Regions from separate parts of the Homo sapiens genome. Here regions 1 and 2 are each linked to region 3. Evidence: read pairs that join two places in POLR2A ChIA-PET (ENCODE). Cell type or tissue: OCI-LY7. All regions are shown on one strand. Each heading gives the region's core, and the rest is flanking DNA. Links, peaks and the distances in the headings are about the cores only. Region 1 overlaps PTPRD (protein tyrosine phosphatase receptor type D). Region 2 overlaps PTPRD (protein tyrosine phosphatase receptor type D). Region 3 overlaps PTPRD (protein tyrosine phosphatase receptor type D).

The links. Peaks named below come from ENCODE experiments on the same cell type or tissue, not always from the same donor. Only the 100,000 strongest peaks of a DNase experiment are listed, where the experiment ranks them.
Region 1: POLR2A ChIA-PET joins it to region 3 with 25 read pairs; 2 of 35 experiments call an interaction of 5 or more read pairs at or near these places.
Region 2: POLR2A ChIA-PET joins it to region 3 with 10 read pairs; 2 of 35 experiments call an interaction of 5 or more read pairs at or near these places.

Annotation. Positions count from the first base shown.
Region 1 is chr9:9,603,613-9,609,439 of GRCh38, forward strand. The region is part of intron 7 of PTPRD (protein tyrosine phosphatase receptor type D); the gene reads right to left. Among named protein-coding and RNA genes, the nearest start is that of PTPRD-AS1, 750 kb to the left of the region's middle. In OCI-LY7, for the core only: CTCF peaks have their summits at 3,085 (motif pointing right) and 3,294; a DNase peak (open chromatin) is centred at 3,119.
Region 2 is chr9:9,845,786-9,851,612 of GRCh38, forward strand. The region is part of intron 5 of PTPRD (protein tyrosine phosphatase receptor type D); the gene reads right to left. Among named protein-coding and RNA genes, the nearest start is that of PTPRD, 760 kb to the right of the region's middle. In OCI-LY7, for the core only: no CTCF peak of the experiment used is centred there; no DNase peak of the experiment used is centred there.
Region 3 is chr9:9,900,618-9,906,444 of GRCh38, forward strand. The region is part of intron 5 of PTPRD (protein tyrosine phosphatase receptor type D); the gene reads right to left. Among named protein-coding and RNA genes, the nearest start is that of PTPRD, 710 kb to the right of the region's middle. In OCI-LY7, for the core only: no CTCF peak of the experiment used is centred there; DNase peaks (open chromatin) are centred at 1,214 and 3,454; H3K4me3 peaks cover 2,269 bases; H3K27ac peaks cover 2,927 bases.

The sequences.
Region 1 (5,827 bases), core at 312-5,311, 300 kb before region 3:
CCTATTGTGAACAGTGCATGTGTGAGGGATCTGAGTTTGGAGCTCCTTATGAGAATCTAATGCCTGATGATTTGAGGTGGAATAGTTTCATCCAGAAACTATCCCCACCATGTGTGGAAAAGTTGCCTTCCATGAATCAAGTCCCTGGTGGCCAAAAGTTTGGGGATCACTGCTATAAAGTATATAGAAATCCTAGAACTTTTAGTAAGAGTAAAAATCTGTGAAATACATTTTTTTTTTTAACTTTTATTTTAGTTTCAGGGGTACAGGTGCAGGTTTTTTACAGAGGTCAACTGTGTGTCACTTTTGGTGTACAGATAATTTCTTTAACATAAATTTCAACTGACACAAAGCAAGAAATACAACTCATTAAAATTTTTTTTAAATTTTATTTTTGCTGTGAAATATACTACTTTTAACTAAAAATTTTGTGGCATTAGTTTGATTAATATAATTTTGCTTTTATTACTAAAATTTCTTTTTTTTCTGGGAAAAATAACAGCTAAGTTTTGGAGAGTTGATCCCTAGTTTTTCAGATATTAGAACATAAGCCACTGATTAAACTGTCTAAATGCATCTGGGCAATTCAATACTATTTCATTGAAAACACATCCTGTAGAAATGCAGAATTAATCTGTTCACACATTTAAATGTATTTCTTTTAATTCATTAAAATATGACAGGCACAACCTTGAAAATAAAATTTTATTTATCAAAGTCAATTAATATTCAACTTAAGCAAGGGTATAAGCATATTTTGTGAGGGAAATATTTGGCCTTTGTAATCTAAATAATTTATACATAAAATAAGAGAGATCAGTGGAATTTTAGTTCTGATTATAACAAATTATTTGTATGTTTTAGAATGTATGCTTTCTGTTAAATAAAGGTGTTCTAACTTTTAGTGTAAGAAATCATATAAACTCTTTTTGGAAAACTTTAAATATTCATTTTGTTCTACAAAGTGTTCTTTGAACTTGAAATTTTGCTGTGGTCCAGTCCAAAACTACCATTACTACTACATTTTATTTTGTCAAAAATATTGAGTTTTACATAGCTCGTTATGATTACATTTTTAAACCATATCTATATGTATGGGTGGCAAATTTAAAAGGGTATTTGTTTGACAAAGTCAAACATCATCCATTTCTATGGCTAAAAGTTTACATTTTTGTTTTTAAATCACATGTTTTGCCATTCTTCAGTGTACTACCATAGGAACATAGCCTAGAATATCAAAAAAAGAAAACTATTATTAAAGAACAAAAAAAAAAGAGAGGTATATTATGACCACTTTCTTAAAAACTTTACAATATTATTTTAACAGGAGGTGGTCCCTGATATTATTTGTGTAAAATCTAATGGGCCAGAGCTTATTCTCAACTGTGAAATATATGCTCATAAACTCAGATTGTTGCCTTTTTATTTCTTTTTAATCTATTTGAATGGAACTTACAAAGCATCTATTTTCATCTAGCAAAACATTTCCCTTCCCATTTACCCAGTAGATTCACATAACGTATACACTGGAACATTACCATTATTCCCTGGGTCTACATGGCAATTCTGCATTAGACAATATTCAATAATACAATACTTTTCACAGTGAAATAAAGTAAAATTTAGAAAACGATTCAGTGTACCTAATATGTATAAAGCACTCTGCTATGATTGAAACATGTTTAGTATATGTGGTCCACTTTTAAAATTTCCTCAGATATGTGCAGTCCCTGACCTATAGTGTCTATGTCATTGGAAGCTATGAACTCCTTAAATGAAGAAATAAGTAGGGAAAAGTCATGCAAAGAAGTGGAACACCTGCTTCTACGTATATTGTCACTATATCTTTAATAAATTTTTGGTTTCTTTATATGTTTGCATGTGTTATAAAAAACATGGTTCCCCACAACAAAAGTTTTCTAGACTATATGGTTTGCTAATGATTTAGACTTTAACTTGTAGGCAATGAGGAGCCACTGTAGATGTATCATTATGCAAATTATATAACAAAATTTGTGTTTTAGGTCATCAATATAGAGGATGAACTAGAAGTTGAGACTGGAGTCAGGGAGAACAATTAGGAAGTGAGGCCAATAATACAAGGGCAACAACTAGATTTGAAACTCCTTTAAAATTTTCAGTTGTTACAAATGCTTGTTATTATTATTGAGATTAATGCTTCTGGTAATTAAACTTTCTTGGATTAGTTGTAAGAATGATTTGCATTACACGAATTTCCAACGATAACGGAACTTGTCATAATGAGGCTCTTTTATGTTATAAGTAAAGGCCAAAGTGCAAAACTAAGCTGCTGCTTGACTATTTTGCACTACAATGGTTCGGCTGTCATTTAAATAACTCATGCTAAAAAGGAATCTGTTATTATATTAACATCTCTTGATACTACACAAAATGCTTCAAAACTGTTCCACAGTTTCTTTTAAGAGTGGCCTTGAAGACTAGAATGAATTTTCCTAGATGTAACCTAATTTAAATGGCATATAAATCTCCAATTTGCTATTTGCTTGTAGATAACCATAAGCACTTTAATAAGAAAATGTAGGTGTCATTACACTCGGTCAAACTTACTATTAAATGCCTAATAGACTTAGACAATTTTACATCCTTTATCGATGGAGATGTCATTAACAACAGACCCTGGAGCTATTTCCTGAATTTCACTCTAAAATCAAAGCATATTATCATTTTCTGGTTCTATCTCATTATAATTAGCTTGGTCTTAAAACAACAGCAATTTCTTTAAAACATAGTGTGTGTTAGAATAAAATCTGGTGTTTTTTTGTTAACTATAATTAGCTTTCAGGTATTTACTCTCTTTATCCCCGTCCATCTCTATACTCTTTCCATTATTAAATTGTGTCACATGGCTTGTATGGCGATCTCCCAATATTTGGGAAGTTATATTACAATATCTGGCAATCTTGGCAGAAAGCTGTGCTCTATATGTTAAATTAAGGAGTCTTTAATCATATAAATTCTGTGGAAAAGCAGCCTTAATATTCCTGAATTTTAGCCTGTAGAAAGGACAGACCCTTTATTATGTATTTATACTACCAACCACCAGGGGGTAATAGAATACTCTAAAAACAAGGTCGACTAACTTCAAGAAAACAACAGAAGTTCTTACTAAATGGGTAGATAGAGGTGGACAAATACATTTCTTAGCACCTAAGACAATAAATGATCATCAAGCACACACAGATTGTGTCTGACTATCCTCCAAGCACAGCCTGCAAGCTATACTTTCGAGAATAGGTTCGCCTAACAATTAAGGCAGACAGGGCTATCTGGAAAGCTAATTTTGGTGCAGTATCTGATTACTCAGCACTGCTAAAAAAAAAAAAAAAAAAAAAAAAAAAAAAAAAAAAAAAAGTGTTTCTGCCATGTCACCGACCAGCATAATTCAGAGGAATTCACCCTTAAATGGAAACTCCCCAACACAAAGCACGTGGCCTGTAACACTCTTTATATTTAGGTTTACACAGACTGAATGCAATGAGTTATTTATTTATGCACATCAAAGCCCTCTGAGGGTGAGGATTAGAAGAGTAGCAACATAATTTTGATGACTTAGAGCATAAGTTGAAAGAATCACAAGTAGTAACCCAATCACACTGGAGTCTATGGGGATTACTGGCCATTTCTGTTTTTACTAATGGGTCTTTTATCCAAATAATAAACGCTTTTTAGAGAAAAATCATAACAGTTTAAATGTTTTAGTTCATACTATGCACTGGACACTATATGCTCCACGAATCTAACAAATTAATTCTCACAACAAGCTGAAGAAAGAGAAATTATTAATACCTGTGTTCTACAAATAAGGAAACTAGCTGAAAACCAAATAGCTATGGTGAGGTGGGATTTGATTATTTGAGTCTAACCACTTTCTTTAAGAAACCAAAAGATGCAAAGTTTATATGTCTTCTTTATCCATCCTCAGTCTATCCAGAAATATCAGGAACAATGTGAATTTGAAACGCCTGAGAGGAGAAGGTTTAACCTCAGAGCATCCTGCAAACCCTTATCATTCCTGACATTGTGCTTTCAAGAGTCAGTTACCACTATTGTTATTGCTGATGTTATTATAATACAAAGAATAGACTGTTAGTAAAAAAAAAAAAAAAAATTCATTGGCAGACGTTTTGAGGGATGTATCTCCTGATAGATTCCGAAGGCTTGCCCCAAAAGAGCTTCAAGGGTAACCAAGAAAAAGCTGTCAGGTGGGTAGTGACTGACAAAAAAAAAATTTAGAAAACGCACTTGAGCTGTCCTCAGTCAAATACACCCAGCAGATCCTGCATTCGGATAAAGGGCAGCTTGGCAGTGAGGAAACAGTCTGGATTTGGGAGAGCAATCGATGGGTTAAATTCTGATTAGAATCAGACTCCACTGCTTACTAGGCAAAACATCTAATCATGAAACTCAAAGAGGTTAAGATCACTGGCTCCAAAATCAGTTCAGCTGCTTTGTTTTCTATATTTGAAAAATAGAGGTAATAGTAGTAGCTACCTCATTGATTGACATAAGAATTAAGTGAATCACCTCATATGAGGTACACAATATAATTCCTGACATGGTGCTTTCAAGAGTCAGTTACTACTACTGTTATTGCTGTTATTATTATAATTGCATTACATTAGTATCATTTTTGATGTACTAAAGTAATATATACAATTTTAAAGCCTCTGGTGCATGGTTATTTAACCTTATTGATACATCGTCTTTGTTAAACCTTTTAATACTGTACTAAAAGTTTTTAAATCTAGGCTGTCCAGTAAGGGAAAATTTCTATTCTTAAAAAGCTGAGTGACTCCTCAGGTAAAACATTATTTCTCTAAATACTTTTCTCCCGCATAAAGTAACCAATGGTCCTTTATGCCAGGGGCATATTTTCCAGAAGACTAATTGGCCCCACCTCTAACCAACTATTTAGTGAATAGAAGGTAGACATGTAGAAGAACAAAATGTCATCCTTGAGGTTGTGGAGATGATCAAACACTGCTTCATTCTGGCATAGAATCCTTACAATTTATGTTTTTTGTCTCTGCACCTACTCAGAATTTCTACCCAGTCCTCAAGTGACAGCTGTGGCACACAAGCTAAAGGCACTTAACTTGCTTCATGATTTCTTGACCAGCTCTTTATTAAGAGTTAGATTTAGCAGGGTTTGCTTGATTCCTTGGTCGATTATTCTGTACATTACTTCTAAGAATTACCTTCTTTCCTGACTCATTGCCTTTCATATGCAGTCTCCAACACTTCATTTATTGTTTATTCTTTATTCGGAGGGAAAAATACTACTTCCCTTTGTTCTGATTCTTTATTTTTCCTGTCTACTTGCAAACTGCTAGAGTATTGTGATTATACCCAATTTCTCAAATTCAAAATGTATTATGTATTGAATTTTCTTTAAAAAATGAAATATAGATCTGTGAGTCTATATTGCTTAAGAAGTGAAGAAATTGGACTTACAATTTGTGCACATATACTTAATTTTTCTATATTCTCGTAGTGATTATCCCTGACATTTATGAATCTACATTGATTTATTAAGTGAAAATTTTAAAAGCCCAATATTTAAAAACTCAGCATGTACTTAAAATGATGAACCTAAAATAGAATCATCTGATTGATCATCAATAAACCCGACAACAATTCAGTCTGAGGTTGTTTCTATATACATACCTAGAAATTTGGAATCTTTCTTTAAACATTTCCCATGCTACCTTAAAAAAACAAAAACAAAACAAAAAAACAGAAGCACAGACAAAAGAAACTTTGGGAAGAAGAGATGTATATCAAG
Region 2 (5,827 bases), core at 583-5,582, 55 kb before region 3:
TAATTTTATGGACTCAGTATGCAAACCTGGCAATAGCTAGCAGAAGGCTGCAATTAAATAGCTAACTGGTTGTCAGTTATGGAGCTATTCCCAGCTCCATGTCCAGAGGAAGTTAATGACATACACCTGGAGCAGAGAAGGAGCAGAGTAACTCAAAGAAAAAGCAACAGTTTGATGCTCTTCATTACCAACAACTGGGAGGAACTAAGGCGGGCAGGATATTAATCTACTTTTGTCTTGAGAAAGAGTAATTCCTAGTGTTATACAAATTATGTAGCTAGGCATGGAAAGTAACTTTCTATTTTTAATATTAGCTATTTATCAGTTATCTAAACGTTAAATAGGTAATATGCTTCCTCCCTCCCCAAGCAAGATATTTTATTTCTCCATTTAACATTGTATTGTTCTTACCCAAATCACCCCTAGATTGTAGATCTTTACACCTGTGCATAAAGCACTGCAGCAAGGGATATTTCACAAACTCAGTACCCTACAGCATTCCCAATCAAAATTACTTGTCATCTCCAATGCTATGCTCAGTTTTCACAAAATTTATCCAAAGTCTAGGTAAGAAATCAGACTTGTGACAAGTAAGCAACTTTCATATGAAGATACATAGCTACACTCTCGAGACTTTATCTTTAGAGAAATTAAGCCCTTAAAACTACTATAAATAATTGTTTCTAAATATGTAAATCAAGTTATTATAAAATAAATTCTTTTCAGGTAACTTAGCTCATGAGAGTGAAATTCTTTCAACATATAGCAATCATGGGTATCAAAACATGGTGTACATAAAGAGTTACCAGACGAGTTTGCAGCTAGGTGGACTATGTCAAGGAGTTCTGGTTTTGTATTGTGAAGACAGAGCATGGAAACTTATTTTTAAGAAAGCTACCCAGCTTGTTATTCTGCCAAACACCAACTAAACCAAATGAAAGAAAAATGAAACTGAAAGGTATTAGTGCTGACACTGCTTGGACAGCATAAATGAAACATTGAGAGCTGGAGGAAGGAGGATTTCCTTTTGATTGACTAAAAACTGCCAAAATCAACTTTGAAGGAAGTTATGTTTAAGCCCACAGGAGAATTAAAGAGAGTAGGGGATTATGATAAAGGTTTTATCTTGAACAGAACTGGAGTGACTGTACTGTGATGTGTAAAACTAGCAGGGAGAATATCATGCCATAAAATATATATTTTTTTGAGTATGCCAGAAAAAAATAAAGCATCCAGACATTCAAGTAATTAGGTTTTTCTTCTGAATAGTTTTAGTTTTAAAATATTAAATTGCCAAGTAAAATTTTTCTTTAACTTAAATACTCTTAAGTAGAACGAATAACTAAATGTAGTTCTAAATGTCCTTTCAGAGTGGTTAAAATTAAGCCCTGTTTTTCTTTGTCCCTGTACATGATTAAAAATAAACAACCAAATCACATTTGGCTCTATACCCCAAAAGTGATTACTTTGTTATTTTCACTTCAATGGGACACATACTATCATCCATAAGAAATTACTGATGTGTTCTATGGTATTTTGAAAATAAATACAATGTATTTTTACTCATGAGTACCATCTGCAGGATTTCAAGCATGTCAAATATTTTGATACTTCAGGAAATTTTATACAATTGATGCTATATTTTTCCGAGAAATGACTTAAATGACTGATTATGAAATATCTACCCAGTTTAATTTGCACTAACTTTTGAAAATAACGTCCCTGTTCTCTGGACCTAATATGCACAGTCACCCCACTTTTTCACCAATGCCCCCTAGGTTTGTCATATTCTTGCCACTTTACAGGAAAACAAAACAAACCTTACTAGTTAGCTAAGTACTCTCAACCCATTATTCCATTCCTTCTGTTTCTGTGGTAGCTTTCCAGGCAGGGCCAAGTCTTCTTGTCATGCTGTTGCTCTTGACCAGGAAACCTAATTATCCCAGACTTACCAGAACTATCTGGTGCCTGTGAAGTTATTTCGGAGCATTAAAAGAGGAGCTGGTAGGGCTGTCGGTGGAGCTGAGCCCTCAGGCTGGGAAATGAAAGTGCTTTGCCTTTCCACTGATCCAGCTGAGATACCTGCCTGTAGGTGATGTACATCACACTTTTTAAAAAAGGCAGATCCACGTGATGAAGCTACATCCTGCTAGAACAGCCCCCAGCAAGAAGTGCCAGAAAACGAAAATCACACAAAGGCAGTGGCAGTCCATGTGATTCACAAGCAGCATTGAAGACTTTTCTCATAAGAAAAGACTTGTGAATAAGTCAGATGAGCTGAGATGCCAAATTGAGAGCACTGGAAAGGGGGAAATCTTTAAAAGGGCCTCTAAACAGCTGTAACACGCTTCAGAGTTTTCTATTTTCTGTCTGATCTTTATACTGACCTCATGAATTAACCCATAGATTTTACATTGTAATTTTCAGAGGCACTAGCTGTAAAGCCACAGATTCCCCAGTACTGCTTCTGTTATGTTCATTTATATCAACACATGTCCCCTTAATGCTATATCTTAGCTTGGGGGTTGTAAATAAAGAAACATGGCCACTAGACCATATGCTTCCTGAGGGCCAGAAATGCATTTCAAAAGTAGAATCAAAATCACGTAAAATGATGGTAAATGCTTAGATGTGTATAGAAAAGAACAAATAGGGATAATGACATTTATCCATTAATAAGCATTTACATGGCTTATTTCGTTTAATTCTCATAACTCAAAAGGAAAGTGATGAGAAGACTGAGACTTTAAGAATTGAAGACCTTGTCCAATATGACAGCCTTTAAGTGGTAGATCCAAGCTTGAAACTCAAGCTTTCTACCCCAGAAAGCTGTGCCTTCAATCTATATTTTCTATGTATTCAGTAACACATGTTAAAGAGATTTAGAAGAAAATATATCACACAAAATAGATAAATATCAAATATATCCTTACATCTTCATCATTTTAATACAAAAACAATTTTCAAAAGTGTGCTCATGTAGACAGAACCCATTACAGCCTCATTTCCCTTTCTTGTAAGAAAAAAACTAATAGCTATTTGATCTTCAAGATGCCTAAGTATTAAATGTAAATCAATTGCCTCAATAACATACTTTAAATTTCTTTAAAAATCAATTAATAAAAAATGAGCACTTTGGTAATTTCTAATTAATAACATATTTATTGAATAATCCAACATACTTCCTAAACAGACACAGAGAAATGTCTGAGCACGTCCAGTTACCCGAAAAACAGGGTGTGTCTATGTATTTGGATGGTCACTTAAATACATAGACACACCCTGTTTTACCCTATGTTTTTAAATACATAGACACAGGGTGGTCACTTAAAAAATAAAGTTGTTGATTTACTTTCCGTTCAAAGTTGCAGTAAAGGAAACAGTTATTGGGGAAATTGGTTCCCTGGGCTACTCACAATGAATTCCAGCAGATCCCAAAGGATCACGCTGTAGAGAGAGAATGTACAAGCTGTATAAGGAGAGCTTTAGGAAGGAAACACATGTCTGAATTTATTCTAGAAGACAGGTAGTAAAAGAAAAATAAAGCAATTAACCCAGGCATCAAATAAAAAAAAATTGAGAAGATTCTGATTATCAATGCTCTCTTTCAGTTTTTACACAAAAGCTACTGATTAACTTTACCTGTGCTAGTTTGGCTAAATGAGAACAGAAAGTCAAGATATTACTATATTCTTAAATTTATATATAGAAGTCTGATGGTGATGCTATTGTCCATTCCAAGTTTTGAAAAGAATGATGATGAGCCAGGAAAAGGAAAGAATTTCCAGGATTAACATAATGAACTGTTGTGAATCATTCTAGATTTCAAGTAGAAGCACATTTATGTAAGGTGTGATTGCTAAGCTCTTGACTGGCATTTTAATATCTTAGTTCATGATCTTCAGATGTCAGTCCCCACTGAATCAGTGCTAAGGAAATACTAGCTGTGTGCTAATTTGAGTGGACTTTTGCATCCAGCTGATGCCCCACTCCAAACCAGAAAGCCTCTAAGAATCAAATCAAAATCTTCAAATGCTTTTCCTGAACACAGGAAAACATTGAAACTGTAGTAGTTAGGTACACTTTAGGGATTAACATAGTAAAAGTCAAGGAAGAGCATGGTCCTACAGCGGAATAAGATCTGTTAACTCAGCTCCTAGTTCAGAGCAGTCATCAAGATAATGTGAAAATAAATGCATAGAGAGATGGCATTGATAAACACCAGAGCCGGATCATGCTTGCGTAGTGAACTCACGAACAGAGTAGTTACCCAGATATTCCAAATCAACAAACACCAGCCCGTCACACCCCAGATCCACCACCCAAATCACTTAGATTTAACTTTAGACCAAAAAGTTACCACTGAAAGGTATTTATTTCTTCAAGGATGTAAAAAGCTGAATTTTAGCCTTTCTTTTTGAATACTGAAACGCTAATCTTTCCTGTGATGCTTTGTGGGTTTCAGACGCATTCTAAACTTGAGGCTTGGGAGATCAGAAGTCATGCTGGAGACAGGAAAGAATTCTGGCTCATCATATAGTAAAGAAGTGGAGTTAACATGTAAATGTTTGTTCTTGTTATTATTAGTAGTATTGCTATTGTCCTGGTTTTCTACTTAGTTAACTGATTGGATAGATGACTGAAACACCACATATACATGAGCTTAAGCAACATTTTCTGGAGTCATGTGATGAATTTCAGATAATTCATAACTAAAACAAAAATTAAATGGAAGGGGAAGAGAATATTTAATATTTCATTTTTATATTTTTAAATAGACAAATTAAAATTGTATATATAGTGTAAATGATGATGTAAAATATATAGAATACTATGGAATGATGAAATCAAGCTAAGTAAATTATGTATTGTATCACATATTTGTTTTTTATTGTGAGAACACTTAAAATCTACTCTCTAAGCAATTTTCAAGTATAAAACACATTGTTATTAACTGTAGTCACTATGTTGTCCTACATATTTTTGAATTTATACCTTCTAACCAAAATATTATATCCTTTGACCAACTCTGCTAACCTCCTCCACCTACCACCACCACTCTCCACTGATAATCACCATTTTACTCTCTGCTTCTATGAATTTGACCTTTTCTTGACTAAGGAGAGATTTAATCTTAAGCAAAAGGCTTTGGAAAATGTTAAACAAAGCTACAATGATTATCTTTGGAACCAGAAAGACCTTAGTTGCCACCTGCTAGCTATGTGATTTTAGACAAAATTATTTAACCTAACTTCAGATTCTTTATCTGCAAATTGGGGATCACAATACCTAAAAGTTATAAGCTTATTTAAGGATGAAATGAAATTGTGAAGTTAAAGTACAGTGCTTAGCATACAATAAACTTTCTATGTTGTTCTATATTCTTCTCTACTATTTTAATAGAAATAATATAAGCAAAAGTAGAATTAGTATTACAGGCATTATCAAAAGTGTCTCTGAGTGAAACTTGTCTCCTGAGGGTTAATGCAGTATCGTATTGCTGACTGCGAGATTCAAAGTTTAAGGTGAACTGCTCTCGTCAGGCCAGCCTTGGCATGGCAGCTTCTACACAGAAATAACTGTTATATCTGTTCCATTGAGTCAATGGAGGATCAATTATATCTTCTAGAATGTACATTATAAAGATTTAAATATTGCCTCTTTTTGTTTTGGTTCAAGTGAAGTTACAACAAGTACTGCAGGGCCTAAAGATTCACATTCTTCAAGCAACTATCTGCATGATAATATTGAATTACATTATTTACAAAAGGTGTAAATATAAAGTTAGTGCAGGTACTTTTGTAGGATGTATCTATAATATGTATTC
Region 3 (5,827 bases), core at 599-5,598:
CAAAGGTGCTTCCACATTTTCAGGTTTTTTTTTTTTTTGAGATGGAGTCTTGCTCTGTTGCCAGGCTGGAATGCAGTGGCACGATCTTGGCTCACTGCAACCTCTGCCTCCCAGCTTCAAGTGATTCTCCTGCCTCAGCCTCCCGAGTAGCTGGAACTACAGGCACGTGCCACCACACCCAGCTAACTTTGGTATTTTTAGTAAAGATGAGGTTTCACCATGTTGGCTAGGATGGTCTCTATCTCTTGACCTCATGATCCGCCCACATTGACCTCCCAATTTTCAGGTATCTTTATAGCAATGCCCCACTCCTTGGTGCCAATTTTATGTATTAGTCCATTTTGCATTGTTACAAGGAAATATCTGAGGCTGAGTTACTTTATAAAGAAAAGAGGTTTATTTGTCTGACAGTTCTGCAGGCTGTACAACAATGGCACCAGCATCCACCTAGCTTCTGGAAAGTCTTCAGAAAGCTTACAGTCATAGTGGAGAGCAAAGCAGGTGCCTGTGTATAACACGGCGAGACTGGAAGCAAGAGTGGATTTTCTGATATAACCATCCCAATTATATGTCTCGGACTAGCCTTTAGCAGCCACTGTTTTAGAGAAGCTTAGCATACAATATTTTTAAAGTTCTAATATGTCATTATAATTATAAAACAATTTTCAGAGTTCATTAATGTTTTCTTTAAAACTATTAGACCTTCGATGTTCAACCTCCTGAAATAGTGCTTAAAACCTAGAGGCAACATGTGGGATAAGTTGTCATAACTATGGATGAGATCAAATCTTAAAAAATGCATTGCAAAGATAATCCTCTTTCATTATGCTTTTACAAAAGGATGATGCTACATTAACACAGTAATTTCTGATAAATAAAATATATTAAATATCTAAGAATTAACAGTTGCTGGGGAAATATATAACCAAAGTTTAAAATATGTCAGAATATTTTAATAAATTATTAAAATAAATAAATTCTTAATAAAAAAGACCAGAGAAATCTGACTTCTTTCTTTCTCCGAAGCTAGTGGTGAGTTGATTATATTAGTTAGTTCTCATATTACTATAAATAACTACTTGAGATTGGGTAGTTTACAAAGAAAAGAGGTTTAACTGACTCACAGTTCTGGAGGCTGTATGGGAGGCATGGCTGGGGAGGCCCCAGGAAACTTACAATCATGGCAGAAGGCAAATGGCAAGCAAGCACATCTTTACATGTCAGAGCCAGAGAGCAAGAGCAGGGGGAAGTGCTACACACTCTCAAAAGACTAGATCTTGCGAGAACTCGCTCACCATCATGAAAACAGCAAATATTTTTATTTAGATAGTCGTTAGGATTGTATGATCTGTAATTTTCATATTACATCTTCTATTTCACAGTTAGTATCATATGAACTCTTTGAAATCAGACTTCCTAAAATTTAGCTAATAGGTCTGGTAAATACCTATTGGCTGCTTCTACTCTTACCAACTTTTTCCCTTCTCCAAAGGTTTACTGTTTTCATATAATTGATATGTGTTTTCCATCAGCCTTATTGTTGATTCTATTTTATAATTCTAAGCTTGTGTGTACGTGCATCAGCGCCCATGCATGAATGTCTGTGCTCTCTATTTCTTTCTTATCTATTTTTAATTTACAGTTATCTCACTGTGTTCTAATTTATGTATCTTTGTGAATACTTAAATAATTTTTGCAACATCGTGTAAACCAAAGAAATGAAGAATTTTAGTTTCCCATACCATTAATGTATTGTTTTCATTTCCTGAGTATGATTCTTTAGTTTCTTTTTCTGCCGGTGCTCTACTTTTGAATAAATAATCATATACCAATCACTAAAATGCAAGAGTCATACATCTGAAGTCATGTATGTTGATTACATAACAGTGTAGAAATTTGGTCTCAAGATAACCACAGTATTTAAAACCTCAATTTTATATTTAAATAAAAAAGAAACTAGCACATTTAGAAATGCACACTTCAACTTTGCTCACCTGACTAGCACCATGTATCTGTTTATTTAGTTGCTGGCTTGTGAAGGTATTATTGATAACACATTCAAAATCATGGGGTGATGATGAGTTCAGATACAGATCAGTAGGTAGGATGATAGATACCTTAGATACATAGATAAAACTCAGGTGAACTTGGAGATGTAAAGGTGAGCTAGAGCTCATCTTTCATTCACAAACTTTTTCCAAGCACACTGTAGTATGAATTGCGTTTGGACATTTAGGTGATAGCAAATTTTCAACACACAGCAACATTTTCTACATTTTTTTGTTTGTGTAATATCAAAAGTGTGACGTTGGCTAACAGTGAAAATAAAACTGTAGCTCACTCTAATTCTGCCAAAATATCCTATATTTTAATTAAGGGAGTTTTACCTGAGTGAAAAACATCGAAAATTCCAGTAAAAATCAAGGATTTTACATATGTATATGTGTATTTGAGCTAAAGACATATATTCTTAACCACCTGTAGCATGAAATAAGTAATCAAATGTGAAAGAAACAGCTAATTTGTTGAATCAAATAATTTTCTTCCAATGATTATATATCTTGCATAGCAGAAAGATTGCATGCATATGAATGAATGCATTTGCTTCACTTTATATTTTCTTCCCTAATAGTTTTAATTTTTTATTTTCTAATATTGTATGTGATGAAGAACTCGAGTAGTATTTTAAGCTATTACTTTAGATGCTTAAAGACCATTAGCACTCTAACAAAAATTGTCATTGTCTTTATAAAGATCTCTGTGCCTGTTGCCACATTAGTAAAACTGAGATAATCATAGAAACAGTTTCACAAGTTGGTGAGAAAATATTGATAAAGCACTTAGAATTCCATTACACACAGATCAGGTACCCAATAAATAATGGGTATTTCTCATGAAACAGATTAGTTCTGTATCACTTACTTTACATTTCCAGCATAGTACACAGTGCCTGAGACTGAGAAGCAGCTCTGTTAATATTTACTGAAAGAATAGCATTAAATAATACAAGAAAAATAAGATATAATTAAACAAATCAATATGATTGATCTCTGTGGACGTCCACAGTTTAAAACCATTCCCTCTTTCTTCTTTCTGTCTTACCCTAGGATCAGGGATGCCAGGAAATTCTAAAGTACTTGAAGTTTTTCACTGGATCATCTTAACTCTCTAGCTTTATCTAATTAACATGAAGCACCATCATGACTATGCATCTTATTCAATGTGTTTCAGAACAACTGTCTTCTAAGTTACATTTGACCATAACAATAAACTCGGTTTTCAAAATGTGTCAATCAACTAATAGGGTCATTGACTCACAACCTACAGACAGTAATAGTAACATTAACCTCTATCTTGGGTCAAAGCCCCTGCTTCACTTTTGGGATCATCAGCAAACCAGTTACCCCTGGCAAAGTTCAGTCCTCCAGGTGCACTGATGATAGTGAAAAGACAGTTTCCCAAAGCACAGCTTGTTCCTTTTCATCATCTCACTTCTCTCTCTTCTCACAAAGAATCTCTCTGTGTCAGACAAAGATGGGTGGTACAGTGTGTCTGGGTCTAAAGCTGGAAATGTTTTTCTTTTCTAAATCTCAAATATGTTTTCAGCCAAACGTTTGATGAACTACAAGAAATGAGAATCAGGAAGTCAGATGTTCGCTAAGATAGGTCACTTCTGTAAAATTATCTTACACTGACTACCAAAATATGACAATTATTTCAGGAAAGGGAACAAAAAAACGCTTGTGATTAGAAGATTGGGGAAAAGGACTACCTCTTCTACAGTTGTTTTCAAATTGAAATCTTTGTACTGTTATTTTAATATTTTAAAGTGTATTCACTTTTTGTTATTCTGAATCCTCAATTAGACTGTAATTATCTCAAAGGGTAAGATCACAAACCAAAGGTTATGCTCTCAACTGTATCACTAAAAATGGCCACAGTAATTTTTTTAGCCTTAGCTTCCTTCCACACCTACAAAATAAGCAGAAAAATATCCTGTCTCAAAAGGATTAAATGCAATAATGCATTTAAAAAAATGCTCCAAAAAAGGTGAACCATTAGATAAACATAAGGCAAAATATAAGGTTAAAAAGACAGAGAATAAAGCTTAAACATCTTTTTAATTTGAGAAAATGTAATGACACATGCAAATTTATTTGGAAAATAGATGACATAAAAGACATTCACCGAAGTTTTGTTCAACCAAGATCAAACTCAGAGAAATCGTAGGTGGGCAATGATATGCCTTGGTGAAATAACGAAGTGGGGATTTAATTTCTCATACTGAAAGTGCCTTTAATCTGTCCCATATTGTTATTCAGTTCATTAAAGAACAACATGCATAAACATGGATTTTTTTGTGTGCTTAAATCATCTTCCTAAATATGCAAATCAGTGAGGCATATATTATCAGTGTTCTGTTTAATATTCATTGTGATCTACTCAGTAGTTTTCCTTTCTAATGAGAGCATACCATCTAAGTAACTCACCTTCCCATGCCTGAACTTAGCCAATTTAGTTCGTACTTGAACACGACATTTTTTTTCAAAGTTCTTTCTAGACCATTACACATACGTATGTATGTTTGTATCTACATATCTTCTGTAGCTCCTCATTTACTTTGCAAACATATAGTCACCCTAAATTCAGTTTGATTATTGAAAGTCAGGGTTCTTTTTTTAATCAGAATTATATTTCAGGTAGAGTTTTAAATAATTAGCTCAATTGTTGTTATTGACTAGTAAATGAACACTAAAGAGCATATAAAATACATTCTAAATCTAAGTCTGCAAACAACTATATTGTCACATATGTCATCCTCATATACGACAACAAGGTTTATGGCTACATACAAAAACTTGGCTCTACATACCTATATACTAGTTATCAAGCCAGTCAGATACTTATCTTAAAAAGTTGTTCAATAAAGGAAATTTTATAAAATAACTATACACATGTGTTCATAAAAATAATATACTGGTCCCTATTCTCAGAAATTTTTACAAATGACATGCTATAAAACTCAGCACAAAACCCAAGATATCATGTAATTAAATTTCCTACTGCGTAACTATATTTGCACTACTAATACAGAAGAATTCAAGACACTAAGAGGAAAATTAAACCAAAACTGGACGAGTAGATAAACAGACAAAGAATATAGACATTACTATAGTCAGGAAAAAGTATACAAACAAGGACAAAAGAGAGAACTAAACAGAACATAGGGGCCTAAGGTATAAGTGCAAACTCATGAGGAACCTGCCTTGACTGGAGAAGCATGTGTGTGGAGAATTAACAGACTATTAAGATAAGGTGGGACCAGAATACGGTGGTTTTAGTTGTCAGAGATAAAATTTTAAGCCAGATGCTCTAGGCAATAGAAGTCTTTGTAACTTGAAGTACAGCTGAGAAGCATGTTGTAAAGCTTTAGGAGGACACAGAATAGAAAAAATACAGGATGCCTGCGAGGCAAACTCCTGGAGTTTTGTGCAGGCATACAAGTTATTCAAGTAATCTAGTCATGGGGGAAGAAGAGAGTGTCAGGCTCTAGTAAGGAAAAGAAAAGAGGAGAATCTTTTAAAGTACAACCAGTTTCATGACATATTTGTTATAAAATATTAAGGAAAGAAAAAAAGAGTTAATTCAAAATTTTTCATCTTGGATGTGAGAAGTGTGCTTTTTTGTACGTATGTGATACAGCTCTAGGTCCCTCCAGTAATTCCAACTTCACTCTATACTCAATTGTTATCGTTGTCTTTATTTTATATAGACTACACTATACAGATAATCATTGCTTTTATCTTATCTTTTACTGGTTAACCTG